Regions from separate parts of the Homo sapiens genome. Here regions 1, 2 and 3 are each linked to region 4. A link is a contact called in ENCODE Hi-C or POLR2A ChIA-PET data. All regions are on one chromosome and are shown on one strand. Each heading gives the region's core, a stretch centred on a gene start or an enhancer-like site at or near the end of the contact. The rest is flanking DNA. Distances are from core to core; before and after follow the strand shown. Region 1 overlaps BIN1 (bridging integrator 1). Region 2 holds the start of POLR2D (RNA polymerase II subunit D). Region 3 overlaps LOC105373605 (a long non-coding RNA gene). Region 4 holds the start of IWS1 (interacts with SUPT6H, CTD assembly factor 1).

What was found. A loop is a pair of places that touch in the nucleus more often than their neighbours do. ChIA-PET counts read pairs that join two places held with the same protein, here RNA polymerase II (POLR2A). Pooled maps may share reads with other maps.
Region 1: a loop to region 4 is called in a map of CD4-positive, alpha-beta memory T cell, with 3 times the contacts of the local background. The contact joins the enhancer-like site here to the promoter of IWS1 in region 4. A Hi-C loop is called at or near these places in 7 of 168 maps with a recorded cell type or tissue (CD4-positive, alpha-beta T cell, CD4-positive, alpha-beta memory T cell, CD8-positive, alpha-beta T cell and 2 more), 7 of 37 single-sample maps with no recorded cell type and 14 of 50 pooled maps. POLR2A ChIA-PET finds 5 or more read pairs at or near these places in 6 of 52 experiments (CD4-positive, alpha-beta T cell, CD4-positive, alpha-beta memory T cell, CD8-positive, alpha-beta T cell and 3 more).
Region 2: a loop to region 4 is called in a map of CD4-positive, alpha-beta T cell, with 30 times the contacts of the local background. The contact joins the promoter of POLR2D here to the promoter of IWS1 in region 4. A Hi-C loop is called at or near these places in 7 of 168 maps with a recorded cell type or tissue (B cell, CD4-positive, alpha-beta T cell, CD4-positive, alpha-beta memory T cell and 4 more), 6 of 37 single-sample maps with no recorded cell type and 16 of 50 pooled maps. POLR2A ChIA-PET finds 5 or more read pairs at or near these places in 2 of 52 experiments (H1 and MCF 10A).
Region 3: a pooled map shows a loop between it and region 4 (4-fold over the local background). The contact joins the enhancer-like site here to the promoter of IWS1 in region 4. A Hi-C loop is called at or near these places in 1 of 168 maps with a recorded cell type or tissue (Caco-2) and 2 of 50 pooled maps. POLR2A ChIA-PET finds 5 or more read pairs at or near these places in 1 of 52 experiments (OCI-LY7).

The regions. Positions count from the first base shown.
Region 1 is chr2:127,087,066-127,089,841 of GRCh38, forward strand. The region is part of intron 1 of BIN1 (bridging integrator 1); the gene reads right to left. Among named protein-coding and RNA genes, the nearest start is that of BIN1, 19 kb to the right of the region's middle. RefSeq lists an enhancer at 1-486. Within about 2 kb of position 1,251, at least 2 of the 41 ENCODE cell types and tissues checked have a DNase peak (open chromatin) inside an H3K27ac peak, as active enhancers do.
Region 2 is chr2:127,856,904-127,859,675 of GRCh38, forward strand. POLR2D (RNA polymerase II subunit D) reads right to left here and starts at 1,252. Exons shown (of 4, transcript NM_004805.4): 1 at 1,125-1,252. The coding sequence starts at 1,197. It also overlaps the pseudogene LOC107985803. RefSeq lists an enhancer at 687-856 and a silencer at 1,087-1,396.
Region 3 is chr2:127,127,335-127,130,349 of GRCh38, forward strand. All of the region lies in intron 2 of LOC105373605 (a long non-coding RNA gene), which reads left to right. Among named protein-coding and RNA genes, the nearest start is that of BIN1, 22 kb to the left of the region's middle. Within about 2 kb of position 1,302, at least 11 of the 41 ENCODE cell types and tissues checked have a DNase peak (open chromatin) inside an H3K27ac peak, as active enhancers do.
Region 4 is chr2:127,524,668-127,527,742 of GRCh38, forward strand. IWS1 (interacts with SUPT6H, CTD assembly factor 1) reads right to left here and starts at 1,822. Exons shown (of 14, transcript NM_017969.3): 1 at 1,508-1,822. The coding sequence starts at 1,541. RefSeq lists enhancers at 1,032-1,731, 1,062-1,141, 1,152-1,211, 1,742-1,801, 2,062-2,111 and 1 more and silencers at 1,392-1,501, 2,143-2,316.

The sequences.
Region 1 (2,776 bases), core at 1-2,500, 440 kb before region 4:
TGAGAGCAAAAAGTGGTGTTGGGTTTTCTCTTTTACATCCTTAACTGACAATAAAAACTTGACCAACTACGTCAGCCCCACCACAATGCTTTGATGGTCAAAAACGAAAACACAGAGAGCCCTCCCAGCCCGGCCGGCCCCTGGAGGTCCTGTCTGCATCAGAGCTGGCAGCCCAGCCCCGCCCCTGAGAAAGAAGGGGGAGGGGAAGGAAGTTGCAGGGTCTCCTCCTCCACACTCATCTCTGCAGCTGGAAGGGAAGGCTCCCGCCCCAGAGAACGAGTGTCCAGTTGACTCCAGGCCAGGAAGGCCCCCTCCCCGTCCTCTCTCTCATCCCTCCCAGGGTGCCTGAAATTCCAGCCGGTTCTGTAGATAAGCCTATGGCCTGCAGCCAGGGTGGTGCCACGTGGACCCCAGAGGAAGCCAGGGTGGGCTGCGGTGGCCTGGGGAGCCCCGAGCAGAGCACACAGCGTGAGTGGAGGCAGCAGGGGCCAGAGTCAGGCTGGGAGGGGGCTGGGGTGAGCACTCTCACAGTGGCCGGCGGGGCTGGACCAGCCAAGGGCAGTGCAGGACGGACGGCAGAGCAGGAACCGCTCATCCAAAGACCACATGTGCTCCAAATCCTGGCAGGGGAGGGAGGCGTTTCACAGTGAGGAAACCGAGAGTCCCATGTCAGTAAGCAATGAGCTAGAATCCGCACACGGCCCACCGCTACCAAGCCCTTGGATTTTATCAGCCACCCCACCACCTTCCAACCAGGAGGGCTGGAGGACCCCCTGGATCATGACTGGCTCCCCTCCCCTCGGGACCATCCCCCAAGCTGAGTCTATTCTTAGCCATCAGCAGAACCAGGTGTCCACCAGCAAACAGAGGAGTTTCTAGAAGGGCTACGCCCACCCAGACCATCATCAAGCGCCCAGCCAGCTGCCCAGGCCTCACCCTCCAGCTTCTTCCCCACCCAGCCAGCACTTAGTGGAAGAAAGGAACCTTCCACCAGACCCACCACTGTGAAGAGTCCCCACCCCGGCTCTGGGACGTGGCCTCTCGGCTGTAGGGCCTGGTGGCTGTGGTGGTCACACTGTGGGTGAGCTGGCCAGACGCAGGAGGGATCTTCTCATAACTCAGTTCCTTGAGAGGGGTGCCAAGAGCAGGACAGGCACAGAATCAGAGCCTCCCCTGCCAACGCCCACCCAAAAACGAAGGTGGCTTCCTCTTCTGCACTATCACCTCACAACAGGCATTTGAAGACTCAGCAACGTGCCCTGGTGGCAGTGTGCCTGGCCATGCTCTATGGGAAGCCAAGCAAGGTCTCTGCCCTGGAGGAGCCAGCACTCTAGGAGGGAGGCAATGTTGAAAGGTGCTGTGAGCCTCCGAACAAAAATGCAGCAGGGGGACGGGTGCGGTGGCTCACACCTGTAATCCCAGCACTTTGGGAGGCTGAGGGGGGCAAATCACCTAAGGTCAGGAGTTCCAGACCAGCCTGGGCAACATAGTGAGATCCTACCCCTACCAAAAATAGTTTTTAATTAGCTGAGTGTGATGGTGTGCACCTATAGTCCTAGCTACTGGGGAGGCTAGGGCAGGAGGATGCCTTGAGTTCAGGAGTTCAAAAAATGCAGTGATCCAGGACCGCACCACTGCACTCCAGCCAGGGCGACAGAGCAAGACCGTATCTCTTAAAAAAAAAAAAAAAGAGAGACACTGAAGGGCTGGGGGTGAGGGGAGAGGGCGGCTGCTCTTAGGAAGGAACTCAGGGAAGTGACAGCTGAGCAGAGACCTGATGAAGGAGCAAGACACCAGGCCAGGAAGGAAGAAGAAGGTAGAACTCACTGGACAGAGAACTCAGTGAGTGCAAAGGCCCTGAGGTGGACGGGAGGGATGCCACAGGACAGCAAGACCGGCGTGGCTGAGAGTGGCAGGGGGCAGGGAGGACCAGGAGGCCCTGAAACACCAGGTGCCAGGCTTCATGCTGAGCCCTTGGGCATGATTCCATAGCCTCATGGTGGACCCCTCCATAACCTCATGAAGGAAATACTATTATATTCTCACTTTGCAGGTGAGGAAACTGAGGCACTGCCTTAACAACTCCCCAGGGTCACGCAGCCAGGCCCAGGATCCCAACCCCAGGCCTGGGTCCATCGGTGAGGAGCTTTAACCACTGCACATGCGGCCTCGGCCCCCAGGACCACAGAGGCCCCTGGAAGACTCTGGCCCTTAAAACCCAGCATGGAACGTGGAACCCTGGAAAGCTCTGAGCCAAGACTTGATTTTGCAGCCTGCAAAGCTCCCAGGCTGGCGCGTGTACACACTTCAGGAGCGCAGTGGGGCAGGGTGCCTGTTCAGAAGCTGACTGCACTGACCCAGGTGGGAGGCAAGGGGACTCTGTGATCTGAGCTACTAGAGGGAAGGGGTGGTCATCACCTGAGATGGGGACACGTGTTGGGGTAACAGCTGGGGGTCACAGTGAGTTTGCAGTGCCCAGAGATGTCCAGGAGGAAGGTGCAGACACAATGGCCAGGAACCCTGGGGTGGACTGGACACACCCCACCGTCAGGTTTCTATCACACCCCGGCCCCACCCACCTGCCCCTCAGTCCCTCCCACTGCCCACTCTGGATGACCAGCTCAGGGCATCTAGTCTGGGCAGCTGGCCAGGAACCCCTTCTGGTAGGAGACACTGCTGGGGCAGAAGGTGCTGGGAGCAGGCCCAGGCTGTGCAGCCCTGGGCAAGTAAGCTCACCTCCCTGACCTGCTGGGTCTCATCACTTAGAGCCAAGAAC
Region 2 (2,772 bases), core at 2-2,501, 330 kb after region 4:
TGGGCACCTGTAATCCCAGCTACTCGGGAGGCTGAGGCAGGATAATCACTTGAGCCCAGGAGACGGAGGTTGCAGTGAGCCGAGTTCGTACCACTGCACCCCAGCCTGGGCAACAGAGTGAGACTCTGTCTCTAAATAAGTAAATGAATGAATGAATAAAAGAATAAGATAGGTCAGGTGCCGTGATTAACTTAAGCCCAGGAGTTTGAGACCAGCCTGGGCGACATAGTGAGACCCTGTCTTTACGAAAAAAATTTTTTTAATGGGCCAGGTATGGGGGCGTGCATCTGTGGTCTCAGCTACTTGGGAGGCTGAGGTGGGAGGATAGCTTGAGCGGTTGAGAGGTTGAGGTTGCAGTGGGCTCTGATCATGCCACTATACTCCAGCCTCAACAAGAGGGCGAGACCCTATCTCAATCAATAAATCAATAAATCAATAAAGTGTAAGACAGCTGTATACATTTTCAAGTTTTTGAGCTGAAGACCTCATCCCTAGGAATACCCTCCCCAACCACTTAAAGTGCGTGCGTGAGAAAACTCAAGGCTGCCAAAATAATTTGTTCCAGCCAACAGCTGAAGATAGGACTCTGTCTCTCTGCCTCTGTGGGAGGGTAGGGGCCTAACTTCGACAGGTGCGCCAGTCAACAAACCAAGCTGCGTTCACACGGACCAATCCTCCTCTTCCCGCTTTTTTACATTTCTCACTTCCCCGACTCCCCCGAGCTCCCGCTCACCACATCCTTATTCCCTAATTCTCCGTTAAAACGCCCAGAGGTTCTGTACTAATCGAAGTTGAGTTCGGTTCACGCTGGGCTCTTTTCCCTAGTGCAACAGTATATTACTGTTTAAAAATCTGTCCTTACCACCTGAGTGTCCGGCTTTGTTTATCTTTGACACAGGTCCCCGGAACTTCGCAGTTTATCACATAAAATAACCCAGTTGCCCAGGCGGTCCCTCCCAAGGCCATGGTCCCTCCCAAGGCCATGTTCCCTCCCCAGCCCCACGCCGCGCTGGGGCTTGCCCAAGCCGCCGCTGAGGCAGGGCCTTGGGCGAAGCGCGCATAACGCCAGGCCTGCGGCGACCACGCGAAGTGGCGCGGGGGAGTCTGGCAGCCCCGAGCCCAACCTTTAGGAAAGATGAGCTGTGAGGCGTCCTCCTCTACGTCGCCAGCCCGCGGATCGCTGCCACCCGCCGCCATCGCCGCGCCGCGCCGCGCGCCACCACCAGCGCCGCCGGAAGCAGAAGCGCGGAGCAACGGCCGCGGAAGGGGCGTGGTCTCGGGAGGGGCCCCGAGGGGTGGGCGGGGCCGGGAGTGCGAGCCGGACGGGGCGCAGCGAGGGGACCGGTTGGTGAGGTCCTGGAGGCTCCCCGCCACCGAGGGGCGCCCTGCACTCCCTCTCTTCTCCCATGCTCCTCGCCGCGCAGACGTCCTGGGGCAGGTCCCTACGCCTTTCTGGACGGAGGAGGTCAGATGAGATGCAGGAACGCCTGCTGATGGAGAGCAGGGCAGCCGGCTCCGAAAGTACCGGGTCCAATTTCCTTCACCGACTTAAACTTCTAAAATTTTATTGATTTGTGGTGGATTATCTGATACTTCTGAGTACGCGGACAATGATATTCAGAGGCTTTTACCACACGTCTGTTGGAACATTTGGGTGATGCGTAGAAAATTAAGCAAATGACGGCCGGGCGCAGTGGCTCACGCCTGTAATCCCAGCACTTTGGGAGGCCGAGGCGAGGGGATCACCTGAGGTCAGGAGTTTGAAACCAGCCTGGGCAACATAGTGAAACCCTATCTCTACTAAAAATACAAAAATTAGCCGGGCATGGTGGTGGGCGCTTGTGATCCCAGCTACTGGGGAGGCTGAGGCAGGAGAATCGCTTGAACCCGGGAGGCGGAAGTTGCAGGGAGCTGAGATCGCGCCACTGCACACCAGCCTGGACGACAGAGTAAGACTCCGTCTCAAAAAATATATTAAAAAAAAAAAAAAAGCAAATAAAAAATGATGCTGTTTTCGACACTGGAGAAAACAAAAGGTTGTACAATAAGGTAAATAATCATAGCTTATTAGTCAACAATATCTTAGCTCATTAGTCAACAATGTTTAGATGGTCATATTGTAAACTCTGTTGATTTAATAAAAAATGAATTGTGCCGGGCACGGTGGCTCACGCCTGTAATCCCAGCACTTTGGGAGGCCGAGGCTGGAGGATCGCTTTAGCTCCGGAGTTGAAGACCAGCCTAGACAACATAGTGAGACCTCGTCTCTAAAAAATACAAAAATTAGCCGGGCGTTGTGGCGCGTGCCTGTAGTCACAGGGATCGGGGAGGCCGAGGCGGGTGGATCGCTTGAGGGATGCAGTGAACTATGATTGCCTCACTGCACTCCAGCCTGGGCAACAGAGACCCTGCCAAAAAAAAAAAAAAGGCAAAGTCCAGGCGCGGGGGCTCACGCCTGTAATCCCAGTACTTTGGGAGGCCGGTGGGGGTGGGGGGGGCAGATCACCTGAGGTCAGGAGTTCGAAAGCAGCCTGGCCAACATGGTGAAATCACGTCTCTACAGAAAAAAAAAAAAAAAAAAAAAGCCGGGGCGTGGTGGCGGGCGCCTTTAATCCCAGCTACTCGGGAGGCTGAGGCGGAGGTTGCAGTGAGCCGAGATCGCGCCACTGCATTCCAGCCTGGGCGACAGCGACAGAGTGAGACTCTGTCTCAAATAATAATTTTTAAAAAGACTTAAAAAATTAAAAAGTAAAAATTTTAAAACTAAAGAAA
Region 3 (3,015 bases), core at 52-2,551, 400 kb before region 4:
GAACCCCACTGTGGCTGGTGTCTGGAAGAAAGCAGTCCTTGTTGAGGTCCATGCCCTTTAATTTGTGAGATCTGTGCTAACTCTGGATAGCTTCTGCCAGAATTGTCCTGCAGTACACCTCACTGGTGTCAGAATAGTTTGGGTTGGTTGAATGGAATAACTTTTCCAGGCCCTATGCCTTTCCATATAAATTTTAGGATAATCCTAAATTTTATATTTACAAATATAAAATTTGTATATATTTACAAAATTTTTGGCTATATTTACAAAATTTCTGGCTGGGATTTTTACAGGAATTGCATTGTATATCAGTCTGGGGAGAACTGACATCTTTTCAGTGTTGAATCTTCCAACCTATGAATACTATATATCTTCCATTTATTTAGATCTTTTTTGACTACTTTCATTAGAATTTGTTATTAGATGATCAAGTCATTTACAGATAGGGATAGTTTTATTTTTACCTTTCTTATCTGTATGCCTTTAATTTCCTTTTCTTGACTTACTGCCCTGGCTAGAGCTTCCAGTACTATGTTGAATAGCACTGGTAAGAGTGGGCATCCTTGCCTGGTTCCCAATGTTAAGGAGAAAGCACCAGTCTTACACCAAGTATATTAGCTGTAGGTTCCTTGTAGATGTTCTTTATCAAGTTGAGGAAGTTCTCCTAAATTCCTAGTTTTCTGAGAGTTTTCATCATAAACTAGTGTTGAATTTTGCCGAATGCTTTTTCTAGATCAGTCGATAGGATCATATGATTGAATATTAAACCAGCCTCGCTGGAATAAATCCCTCTTGGTCATCATGTATAACCTTTGTATATATTGCTGAATTCTATTTGCTAATATTTTTGTTAAGAATTTTCGCATCCATATTCATGCCATATATAATCATCTAAACATTTAACATCAGTATTTTCTGAATGAATCATTTGAGAAGATCTTTTTTGTAGGTTAAGTCAATGAACACTGGATTAAACACTCAAGAGTTTATTTTTCCCATATAATAATAAGTCTGCAGAAAGGTAGCCTTGGGCAGATGCAATTGTGCAGGGGTGTCATCAAGGACAGAGGTTCCTTCCGTTTTCCAACTCAGTCTCTCTGAGAATAGTTTGTGAGAGATTTGTCCTCACAGCTGCAGGACAGCTGCTGTGCCTCCTGCATTAATTAGGGAGGAGGGGAGGGGCAAAAAGTAAAGAGCTGAAGCGACAGCCCCCCAAGGGTGTCCCTTGTACAGACATCCAGAAGCCCCGCCCAATGAGTGACTTTTGCCTTCATCCTGTTGGCCAGAACTGGGTCACGCACCATGCTTAGCAACAAGGAGATCTGGGGAAGTGAGTATTAAAGCAGACACAGCACTCTGACCACCCTGCTGCCAGTGTGGAGGCAAAGCAGGCAACCGGTGCAGGCGCCCTGGATTACCTGCCTGACCACGTGACAGTGAGGTCCTGTTGGCCACATCTGTGTGGAATTTCAGTTTCTGTTTAAGATCATACTGGCACCGAGTAGAATTCTGTGTCTCCAGGTAAATGTAAGAGAACAGGGCAGATTTCATAATGTCAAAGTTGGCGTCAAGTCAAGAGAAGGCCAAACAACTTCATAATGCCCCATAAAAAAAAAGCTTCACAATAGTTTGGGTAAAGTAGTTGGAGAATTGAGTCTTCTCCTGACACCAAGTTCTATGGGCATGCCAGCTAAACCTGTAAATTAAAACAGAGCAACAGCCTGTACCCCTGCAAAGAGGATAATAAAGCAATATCCTTCATCACATTCAATTTATGTTGTTAATTTTATTTTATGGGTTTTACCGATTGTTTTCCAACTTTTCCTAATGGAAAATTTCAAACATAAATAAATGGAAAAAATAACACAACAAACCCTCATATACCCATGATCTCCATGCAACAGTTGTGACCACTTTGTCACACATATCTGTGGTGAAAAATTATATATTTATTATAAATATATATACGAACCATTTGAAAGTTCATTGCAGGTGACACTTTACTCCTAAAGATTTCAGTGTGGGCTGGGTGTAGTTGCTCATGCCTGTGATCCCAGCACTTTGGGAGGCCAAGGCCGATGGATCACCTGAGGTCAGGAGATCAAATCCAGCCTGGCCAACATGGCAAAACCCCGTCTCTGCTAAAAAATACAAAAATTAGCTGGATATGGTGGTGTGCGCCTGTAATCTCAGCTACAGAGGAGGCTGAGGCAGGAGAATCACTTGAAGCTGGGTGGTGGAGGTTGTAGTGAGCCAAGATTGCACCACTGCACTCCAGCCAGGGCAACAAAGGGAGACTCCGTCTCAAAATAAATAAATAAATACATAAATAAATATTTCAGTGTGCAACTCCTAAGAATAAGAATTTCTACATAAACACACTGCCATTATCACGCCTTAGAAATTTAACAATAATATATCTATTATCTAATATCTAATCCACATTAAATTTAATTTAACTTTACCAGTTGTCACACTGGTGTTTTTAACGGTGTTAAAAACAGGATTCAGTTAAGGTTCACACATTGGATTTGTTGCTAGGATATTTTAGGCTGTTTTGAACAGCCCCCACCAGCTTTTGAGACGATATGATATTACCTGTTTGAGGAAACCAGGTCAGTTTTCTTAAAGAACGTTCCATATTCTGAATGTTGTTTCCTTGGCCTTTGGTTTAACTTGTTCGCCTGGACTTATCATAAACTGGAAGTCAGCTCTGGATCCTTTTCAGCAGACACTCTTCACACTGCTTTACAACAGGAGGTGCCTAACGTCAGCTGGTCCCGTTGTTCATGAGATTCGGGTTGATCACTTGGCAGAGTTGGTGACAACCTGCTCCTTCCGTCGTCAAGGTTTATTTTCATCTCGCAATTAGCAGATGAGCTGCGGGATGGTCATTTGGCACCACGCAAGTATCCTGACCCCCAGCAAGCTCCAACTAGTGGCTTAACCATCCCTGGATGATCGATTTCCAAATCAGTTATTTCACTGGGGTTTGCCAAGTGGTTATTTTCTAAT
Region 4 (3,075 bases), core at 572-3,071:
GAGTAGCTGGGATTACAGGTGCCCGCCACCACGCCTGGCTAATTTTTTGTATTTTTAGTAGAGATGGGCTTCACCACGTTGGCCAGGCTGGTCTCAAACTCCTGACCTCAGGTGTTTGCCACCGTGCTCGGTCTACTTTTTAAAAAGTAACTTAAAAACACAAATGAATGGAAAAAAAACTATTCTGAAAGTATCAGGAAAGTGTTTTTTTGTTTTTGTTTTTGTTTTTGTTTTTTTTGAGACAGAGTCTTGCTCTGTCGCCCAGGCTTGGAGTGCAGTGGTGCAACTTCCGCTCACTGCAACCTCTGCCTCCCGGGCTCAGGGCTCAAAGGATCCTCCCACTTCAGCCTCCTGAGTAACTGGGACTACAGGTGTATGCCACCACACTCGGCTAATTTTTGCATTTTTTTGTAGAGACGAAGTAGGGGGGTGGGGTAGGGGCGTAGGGGGGTGGGGTACGGGCATGGGGGGTGGGGGTGGTGTTGGTCTCACTATGTTGCCCAGGCTGGTCTCGAACTCCTGGGCTCAAGCCATCGGCCGCCTACGCCTCCCAAAGTGCTGGGATTACAGGCATAATCCACCGCACCTGGCTTAGGAAAGTGTTTTTAAGCAGTGCATGCCTGGAAAACGCTTTGCAGTCATTAGAATTCACTGTCCTACGTAAGGAAAAGCAATGAACTCAAAACAGTAAAGGGCTTAACGCTTAAACAATTATTTAAGCACTCAAGTTTTCTTTTTAATTTTCAATTTTTGTGGGTACATAGAGGGTGTATTTATTTATGGTGTATTTAAGAACTTTTGTAACAGAACGCCCCAACAGGACTAGCACACAAAGGGAAAGCAAATGCGACGTGTTTCCCACACCAGGTTCTGCCTCACTTATCCTTAATCTCAGGTGCCAAGCACCGTGCCAGCAGAGTGGGCCCCAGTAACAGCTTACAGAATAAACAAACAGTAAAGAAAGGAGACCAAACTTCGGTGAGGAGGAAGAGGAACGATCTCAAGGTGGAGGAAAGGCACAAAAACCACCAGTAAGTGCCAGAAGCGCATTCCTTACTCTATGCATGCAACTGAAACATGGGTCCTGCACTTACGTCCGGTGTTGCAAGCAAGATTAAACCACTCCTAACTAGCAGTGAAAAGTCTAGGAAGGATCCCCCGCCCCAACGCCCCTTGGATTCTCCAACTACTCAACTACTGAAAACTCTCTTAACAGAAGACACCTCTCCTTCCCTGCACACAATAGGAGCTTAACATATGAAAGTGACTTCCCAATTTCAGCAAAAACCTTCGCCGATTCAGAAGAAAGCTTTCCCACCAGAATCCCCTCTCCAACGTTCTAGCTTCGACGCTTGCAGCTGGTCAGAGGGCTCTTGCCCTCCTCGGGCCGGGTCGCGGGAGGGAAGGTTTCGGGGGGCCTCCTTGCCCCCACCCGCGGGGTGCCAGGCCAAGCCCCGCCGAGTAACTGCTCCGCCTCCCAGCCCGGTCCCCCAGGTCCCTGCCCCACCTGACTGGTCGCCGCTGTAATATTCCGAGTCCATGGCAGGCGGACTCTCAGCGGGGAGTGTCCGCGCCCCGCGCCGCCCCCGTCACCTCCTTCCAGGCGGTGTGACCCCGGATGGCGCGGCTAAGTGTTCAGAGACTGCCGCCCGACCGGAGAACTTAACGGGTGCGGAGGGTAAGAAAGCGGTAGCGGCAAAGGCGAATTCTTTGACCTGGAAGCCCCGGCGGAAAAGGCCGTACCCGGCAGGCTGGCGGGCGGGCAGGCATGCGAGCCGGCGTTCTACTTCCTAGAAGCACCGCTGGGGCCAAAATGGCGTCTGCCCACGACCCTCAAAGGAATGCAGCGCGCAGGCGCCGCAACCCGTCAACCGGCCAATGAGAAGACGCAACAGCAATGACGCCAGGCACGGCCGGAAAGGAGACTCCTGGGAAAATTGAGCTGGAACTCGGGCTTTAGTTAAATACCTTCCTCGGGTGGATCCTGGTCTGACCCCCGTGGTAATAACGTTATCATTGATTCTTTATCATTTCCTAGATTCTGTGTCCGTGCCTTGTTTGAAGAGCTTTTGAGATACTCTTCCGAAAAATGAAGACCTGCTCAAATGACTTTTCCGTCATTCAGCCAAACCACTGTCTTTCCCGTCAGGCCCAGAGGCGCCTGGTTCCCGCCCGCAGTAGGCAAGAAAGCGGGCGTTGCTCACTGGGACTTGTAGTATGACGCCCGCGAGCTGTGATGCGTTACTAACTGGCGCGATCCACAGCGCCTCCTCTCCCGGCGTCTTCCTCTCTTTCATTCTAAACAACGATTTAATTTCCTTGTTAAGAAGCCATTTAGCCAACAGTAAGAAGTACACGTCTTTGCTTCCAGAAGGGTTCCCCTGATGAAACACCGGAGGAAGGTGAAGTTGAACTTTACCTGAGCCCTGTGTTCCTGGAAAACAGCGGTGATTAAGAAACCCCCTCATCTATTTGTGTTTCTGGAACGGCACACTGTAAAGAACCACCCGTCTCCATGTGACTCAGATAAAACGCGTGCAGATGACCCCCTTGTTTGCCTGTGACAAGGCCAGAGACCTTTCCCCTTTATTCTGAGCCTGTTAATAAAGCCAAACAGACCTTCCAAATTCCCGCTGATGATATCGAGTGATTAGTTGAGATTAGAACTCTCCTCCCCCCAACTTGTTAGACACAGAGAACATTTCCTGTTCACCTGACTGAAACTTCTCCTGATTGCAAAACAATCCCAACTGTCAATCATCCCACCTTCCTCCCTATAAAAGTCAAAACTACGCTGCCAAGACACTGATCATATCTGGAGTGCTCTCCCTATTGCAATAGGCTGAGTAAAATCCATTTCCTTACTTGTTCATTTTAGTCTTGGACAGAGAGGGGAACATTCTTGCCTTTGGATCGGAGGAGGGCCAGTAGAGGTTTAAGCAAAGACTCCCCAGGAGGTGTAGACATGTAGAAAAAGAGCCTTTTGTTACTACTGCAGATATCTGACCCTTCGTTAGCCAGTCAGAGTATGCTGGCAGAGCCCAATTATAGGCTCCTGAAGAGGACGTGGGAAGA